Linked DNA regions of Homo sapiens: region 2 is linked to region 1. The links are chromatin contacts, found by Hi-C or POLR2A ChIA-PET in ENCODE. All regions are on one chromosome and are shown on one strand. Each heading gives the region's core, a stretch centred on a gene start or an enhancer-like site at or near the end of the contact. The rest is flanking DNA. Distances are from core to core; before and after follow the strand shown.

Region 1 (3,476 bases), core at 856-3,355:
CCACAGTTCAGTCCAAAACACCTCCCAGCTAGCACTCTGTCTCAGACAATAGAACCAAAGTGTACTGTGGAGAGCCAAGGTGCACCTCCTGATTCATTCTTGTATTCATTCTCATTCCACCAATATTTCATAAGAGCCATTTAAATGGTTATAGGATCTACATAAAACCAACAAATTGATCTTTACAAATGCATTTCTCATCATCTCACCCTTCACATGGAAACTCCTGAATGGTTCCCCATGGCCTTAAGAGAACTCAAAAATCCAAGTATGGTATACGAAATATTCAAAGATCTGGAATCTGCTTACCTACCCAGCCATAATTCCCTCACATGCCTTTTGCTGCAGTTAAAGTACTGAAGTATAGTGGGTGCACACACAAGTTATGCTGAGTTACTTCTAGTTGTATGATCCTAGGCAAAATGTGCTTTACTCAAAAATTATTTAATTATCATCTCCTTTCTGCAGCTGTGTGAGGCCCTGGGGCAGATAAAAAGATCTCATCCTCAAAGATCTAATTGGAAGGGAATGTCAGCAAGTAAACAAAAACTACATTGCAATTGATAGGCAGTATAGTCTAGATGTATGCAAAATGTGTCAGAAGCTCAGAGGAAAGTCTCCTTACATTTCTAGGGCACACGTTTCCCCAGTAAAACAATACACCAACCTCCAAAATTAAACTAAGGGTAAGGCCAATGCATAGCGTAACCTATATGTTTGCTAATACATTGCTGAAGTAAATCAGAAATGTGGGTCGGATCCAGTTATTGAGTTAAGTCACATCTTACATAACTAATGAAATGGAAATTGGTTACACACCCACCAAAGTATGCAGAGCCCTCAGGTGGAGATTAAAATCCCTTCTTGCTGCCACAAATTCATCTCTGCAGTGTTTTAAAAATGCACATATGAAAGTTACAGGTGACAAGCACTGTACAAGCCACTTCACCAAGCTTGAGATAGTCTAGCTATTAATCACCTAAACTAGCAGCCATGGTCTGATGATATGCTAAAATAAAATAATGCAACTCGCAGTGAGGGTTATTTTATTTACATTTTAAATCTTCTAGCATATGTCTCAAGAAGTTTTCTGGCCCAAGGCTGGGCGTGGCGGCTCACTCCTCTAATTCCAGCACTTTAGGAGGCTGAGGCAGGTGATTGCTTGAACTCACAAGTTCAATAACAGCCTGGGCAACATAGCAAAACCCCGTCTCCATAAAAAATACAAAAATGATCTGGGCATGGTGGTGCATGCCTATAGTCCAGCTACTCAAGAGGCTGGGGTGGGAGGACTGCTTGAGCCCAGGAGGCAGAGGTTGCAGTGAGCTGAGATAGTGCCACTGCACTCCAGCCTGGGTGATAGAGCCAGACCTTTTCTGGAAAAAAAAAAAAAAAAAAAAAAAAAAAAGAGGAAAAAAAAAGGTATCTGGCCCAGAAACTTGCAAGAGAGAACAAGAACAGGTATTGTTAAGCTGCCAGAGGAATGGAGACTGAACTCTTCCCTCTAAGACCTCTTAGAAATGCTAGGTATAATGTGTGTCACTTTGTTTTTAATGCACAGCTGCGTTCACAACCAAGAAAGGGAAATTCCCAAGTGATGAAAATGAAAAGAGACCATAAAAGAAAAGTAGTAAGTGATGAGCAGCTGCCAAATTGGATGAGAAGATATTGACATCAGTTTCCTAGGGGCGCCGGCTTTAATGCCCGCGTGGGAAAAGGAAAGAAGTCCTTGAGTCCACATGAGGTAGGGAGTGGGAACAGGGCCGCTGCTTAAAACCTGAACTCTCAAAGGGTGGCACCTGCAGAGAAAGGTGGACTAACAATAATCAATTTACTGGCAAATAGATCAAGGGTGTCTTTGCTCACATTCTGGAGAAGAAAATATACCAATCCAGATGGATTGATAAATTGAGGCATTTATTAATTTATTGCCTCTCAGCTTTGAACTTGTAATACCTGGTCTGGGATCACAGTCTGAACACTGTAAGCCTTTCTCCTTCACAGTAAGGATCATACTATACTTGTCAGCAGAGGGCACTGGAGGGACACTGCAGGAGGAAAAGGGCTTCTCTTCCTGGTTTCTGTGTGAGGGGTTTGGCTTTTTATTGCTCCTGCTGCAGGGTTGGTCAGCAGGGTGGGTGAAGGGGGACATCCAGTGGTGTTCTGCACGGTCCCTCGGTGACCTCACCATTCCAGCCAGTCCTGTGACCACCTTTCCATGGTCCTCCTGACACAGACTTCCCATGCTCCAGACTTTACACCTTGTGTTTCCTGTTTGCCCAGCAACTGCGGATGGGCCGCAGTAAACTCCTCTCCTTCCTGTGAGCTGCAGCCACATCTTTGCCAATGAGTTTTGAACCCCAGCCTCAAGAAGGCCCCATCCTATCCAAATGTGCCCTTCCTTGGGTATTCTCTCTCAGCCCTAGAGTCTCAATGTAGCATTCCCTTTACATCATTTTAGTTACTCTGTTAACATAGCTTAATAATGCCTTATAGTAAATTAACTTATTTAAGTTATTATGTGTGGTTTCTGTCTCCCGATTAGACCCAGACTGATACCACTGAGACATCAAAAATCTCTGGCCTATGCTATTAAAGATACAAATTTATATTACCTAGCATGAGTAAACACAAAAACATTATGAAGGGTTACTTCCTCAACCAAGGTGGCATAGCATTCTCCAAAAAGCGAAATACTGAATATACATCCAATCCAAAATTTAAAAACTCACAACGGAACAACCCTTAAGTATTGTCAAATATACAGTAAAATACAATAATGAATTTAGAACCAGGCTTAGAACTAAATGGGCTTAGAACTAAAGTACTTAGAATAAAGAATTTAGAATGGGCTTAGAACTAAAGTAACTTCTGATAATAAAACAATCCAAAAGAAAAGATTATAAATACGCTTAAAAGAAAATTTGTAAATTAGTAGAAAAAGGAGAGACTTGACAAGAACAGGCAGATTCGAAAAATAACCAAATAAAACTTTTACAAATGAAAAACAAGCCTTCAAAGAATGAGCTCAGTAGCTGATTAAACATAGCTGTAGAGAAAATAGTGGACAAGAAGAACTGAGTAATCTGCACAGAATTCAGCACAGAAAGTTAGACAAAAATATCTATAAAATACATAGAGAAAAGAATAAAAAGCATTGAAATGCAGATAATAGGAGTTCCAGAAAGACAAAACAGAGTGAACTAGGAAGGCAATGTTTGGAAAGTTAATGGGAGAGATTTTTCCAGAATTGATAGAGATTTTCTGAAAATGACTCCACCGATGGAAGAAACACAGACTCCCAAATAAGATAAAAACCTGGAACATTGATAGGAAACTCCAGACCAGAAAAAAAAAAAAAATCTTCAAAGCAACAAGAGACAGATTGCCTACAAATAATTAAACTAAGAGCAAAAATTTTAATAAGAGCCACAAAGATCAGAAGACATGAAATAATATTTTTGTAGTACTTAGGA
Region 2 (3,285 bases), core at 358-2,857, 190 kb after region 1:
TAAAATTTTAAATGAGGTCATCAGGAAGTGCTTCCTAAATGTGAAGTTCACAGACTGAACTTTGAAGTTTAGCAATGGACTTCCCCTGAGCAAGGTCGGCTTATGCTATTGTTAGACCAGCAGCTGAGCCTCCCCCACCACGTCCTTCTACCTCTTGCAATTAAAGCACAGCCCAGGCAGGTTTTTCTTAAACAGGATTTTTCTTTATGTTGGTGCATATGCTGCTGTTATAATAGCAGGGACATTGTCCTCATTCCCAGCTCTTTCCTCCAAGTCAAAACATTTAGAATGACACCACCCAAAGAATAAGTCTTACTTGAGGCTTTGCAACCTCTAACCCTTCCCACCTCTAACCTTTTCCCATCTTTATCCCCGTTATCTTGGGTGCTTTCAGTTTTCAGAGACCAGCTTTCCAACAGGGCTAAATAACACTCTATGGTTTCTTTCCCCATCAGAAACCAAAGAACTCCCTGTTTCTCAGCCCTTGCCAGCAGAATCTGGTCACCCCTCTGCCCCTCAAAATTACACATCTTATACAACTAGCTCCTGTCCCTGCACCATTCCTGTCCCTTGTCCTTGATCCTGGTTTCCCAGTGGAACAGGAAAAAGGTTTTACAGAGGGTTTTTTGCCACCATCTCTTTGTTCCTCAGGAGATGATTAAGTTGTGCGTTAAGTGGGGAAAAAGTACATTAGGTCAACCCCAAAATCTGCCATCGATAACATCAGAGTATGTCCATGGCTTTATTAGTTTTCTAGTGAATATTTAAGAGAAAAAGGTGCTAGGTCATAGAACATTGAGAAGGCTATACATCTCCCCTTGGCTATAGGTGCAATACATTCCAAGAGGGAGAGATGGTAGTCATGCCTCCTATTTTTTTAGGTGAGGTATGTATTTTGTAGTTCTGCTGGGACAAAAACAGCTTTCAGTCATTGAAAACCAAAGGCCCAGTGGACATCAGGAGGAGATGGCCTCCCTCACTGCAAGACGACCTCTGGGTCAAAGCCTAGTGAAACTTTGGCTTTTCCCAGCAAGCAGGAAGTGACATAGACAGTGTCTTTTTAGAGACCTCACTTTGGAGAATGCTCAGTGAGGGGCAAACATTTGCTGGTGACATTGTAGTTCTGTCCTTTGCTAAGCTTGAGTGAAAATCTTTTGGAGAATCGACTTTTTTCTTTCTTTTTTTTTTTTGATGTCCCTTAGAGAGCTCACAATAAATAAATAAATCAAAACAAAGCTAAAAGTTCATAAAAAAGTCTCAGGCATGGTCCAGATTTTCAGGAAACCAGCAGTTTCTGGAGGAAGTCCCACCCGCTCCTGAAAACAGAAAAAATAAACGAGAGAGAGTCCACCAGCAAACAGGTGTTTAGTCTTCTCTGGAGTCATATTAAGCAATTTTTACATTTATGGAAAAGCAAACACTCCCCCCACATAGGGTGTGGCCCACACTGGGATTGAAAATCAGCCTCGTGCTCTGCACCGTGTTCTGGTGGCTTCTGCAGCTGTCACAGGAAGGAATCCACACCCGTCCCCAAGGACGCCTGCACGGGAACAGATGCCCGCTCCCTTACCCCTTGGGGGAAGGACAGAGGTATCTGAGGGATTCAGCCCTGGGCACTCCTCTCAGCTTCCTCCTTCACAGGCGGGGCCCTGGGAGGCCCTGAGTGGGGCCACTGCGTTGCTATGAGATCAGAACGGTAGCCAGTTGGTGGGTGCAGCAGGCTCACACCTAGCAAGAACCTACCTCTCCCTTTTTCCTAAGAAGGGAAAACAACTCTCAAGGCTCACCCTGGAGGCCCAAAGGGAAGGCTGTATGGGTCCCGTACTGCAGCTTCCAAGCCCACGGTGGTTACGTCTGAGCACCCTGTAGGGCTCTGCTCTGAAAGTCTTTTCAGCTCCCAATGAGCATTGTTCAAGCCGATGAACATCCCCAAAACCCTTCCACTCTCAGGGCCTCGGCCCCACCCACCACCTGGCATCTGTCTTTAAGGATGTTTATAACAGAGTTCTGAAATAAAGTTTTGGCTTTTTCCTGGAGTTCTAACTCTGCAGGAGAAGCAGTGAGGTAGGACTTTGAGGAATTCAGGAAGTGGAGAACAGCTCATGGTGAGAGGAAAGGCTGGGGCCGACTTGGGATGTGGATGTGCAAAAGGAAAGGTGAAGGCTGGATGGGAGGCAGGGTGGGCACAGTTAAGGTGGGCCCTGGGCCAGGATGGCCTCCCAACCAGAGAGTAGCCTTCAACATCTCAGCCTCGTACTGCGTGCCAGACACTCTACCAAGCCCTCCACTTAGGTAATAATCACGTCTTCCACCCTCACTCTCACCCTGTAAGGGAGCTCTTAGAATAACGCTGCTCTCCACGGCTGGGAAACCCAGGCTCTGATGGGTGACATCACTTGTTCAAGGTCACTCAGCCAGTAAGGGCCAGGCTGGGCTGCAAACTCAATGGCCCACTGCAGAGCTCACACAGGTCCATTTCCTACTCGCCATGATGTTTTCCAGGGAGAGTTTAGAGAAGCTCTGGAGCTGGGAAAAGAGGGCAGCTGTTAGAGAACAGCCAGCGAGAATGGGAAGTCAGGAGACCCAGAGCTCAGGAACAGACTTCCTTGGCAGGTGGCGTAGTCCCATGGCCTCTTTAGCTCTCAGTTTTCTCATCTGCAAGAGGACAATGGGCCAGATTGGTGCTTCTCTGAGAGAAAGTACCAGTGGTTTTGACCAAGGGACTGACCCGAACATGGCATGTAAGAGGGGTTTGTTTGGGGTTGGTCCACAGGATGGTTACAGAGGAAGGAAGAAAGCCACCAAGGCCAATTTGAAGATGTGCAGAAACCCAGAAGTGAGGTGAGGACGGCAGTTCTCAAGTGCAGAGCTTGAAGTGGTCACTGCTGGGAGGGAGACGTCATAACAAGACCCAGGAAACACTTCAAAGGAAAAACTAACAGCATTTAAAGATTGGCTGCAATAGTAACAATAAAAAAAGCTAACATTTACTGAAGGCTATACCAGTTATCCCACCAAGTGCTCAACTACCAATCCTCACAGCAGCCAGCTGCAGGAATTATCATTGCTCCCACTTTATAGATAAGGAAACTGAAGTTTATAGAGGCAGAGAAACTTGCCCAAAGTCACAAAGCTGGCAACTCCCAGAGCCAGGATTTGAACACAGTCTCAGTACAGAGCCTATGGTTTCTTTGTTTTTGAGACAAAGTCTCACTCTGTCACCAAGGCTGGAGTGCAGTGGCTCGATCTTGGCTCACTGCAACAATTGCTTGGCTCCCTGGTTCA

Evidence for each region. A loop is a pair of places that touch in the nucleus more often than their neighbours do. ChIA-PET counts read pairs that join two places held with the same protein, here RNA polymerase II (POLR2A). Pooled maps may share reads with other maps.
Region 2: a pooled map shows a loop between it and region 1 (2.7-fold over the local background). The contact joins two enhancer-like sites. A Hi-C loop is called at or near these places in 5 of 168 maps with a recorded cell type or tissue (Caco-2, Calu3, PC-9 and 2 more), 2 of 37 single-sample maps with no recorded cell type and 5 of 50 pooled maps. POLR2A ChIA-PET finds 5 or more read pairs at or near these places in 5 of 52 experiments (BJ, HepG2, Panc1 and 2 more).

The regions. Positions count from the first base shown.
Region 1 is chr15:58,268,101-58,271,576 of GRCh38, forward strand. No RefSeq gene overlaps it. Among named protein-coding and RNA genes, the nearest start is that of AQP9, 130 kb to the left of the region's middle. RefSeq lists an enhancer at 1,930-2,224. Within about 2 kb of position 2,106, at least 5 of the 41 ENCODE cell types and tissues checked have a DNase peak (open chromatin) inside an H3K27ac peak, as active enhancers do.
Region 2 is chr15:58,458,224-58,461,508 of GRCh38, forward strand. All of the region lies in intron 1 of LIPC (lipase C, hepatic type), which reads left to right. All of the region lies in intron 2 of LIPC-AS1 (LIPC antisense RNA 1), which reads right to left. Among named protein-coding and RNA genes, the nearest start is that of LIPC, 28 kb to the left of the region's middle. RefSeq lists a silencer at 35-94 and enhancers at 1,630-1,769, 1,800-1,859. Within about 2 kb of position 1,608, at least 14 of the 41 ENCODE cell types and tissues checked have a DNase peak (open chromatin) inside an H3K27ac peak, as active enhancers do.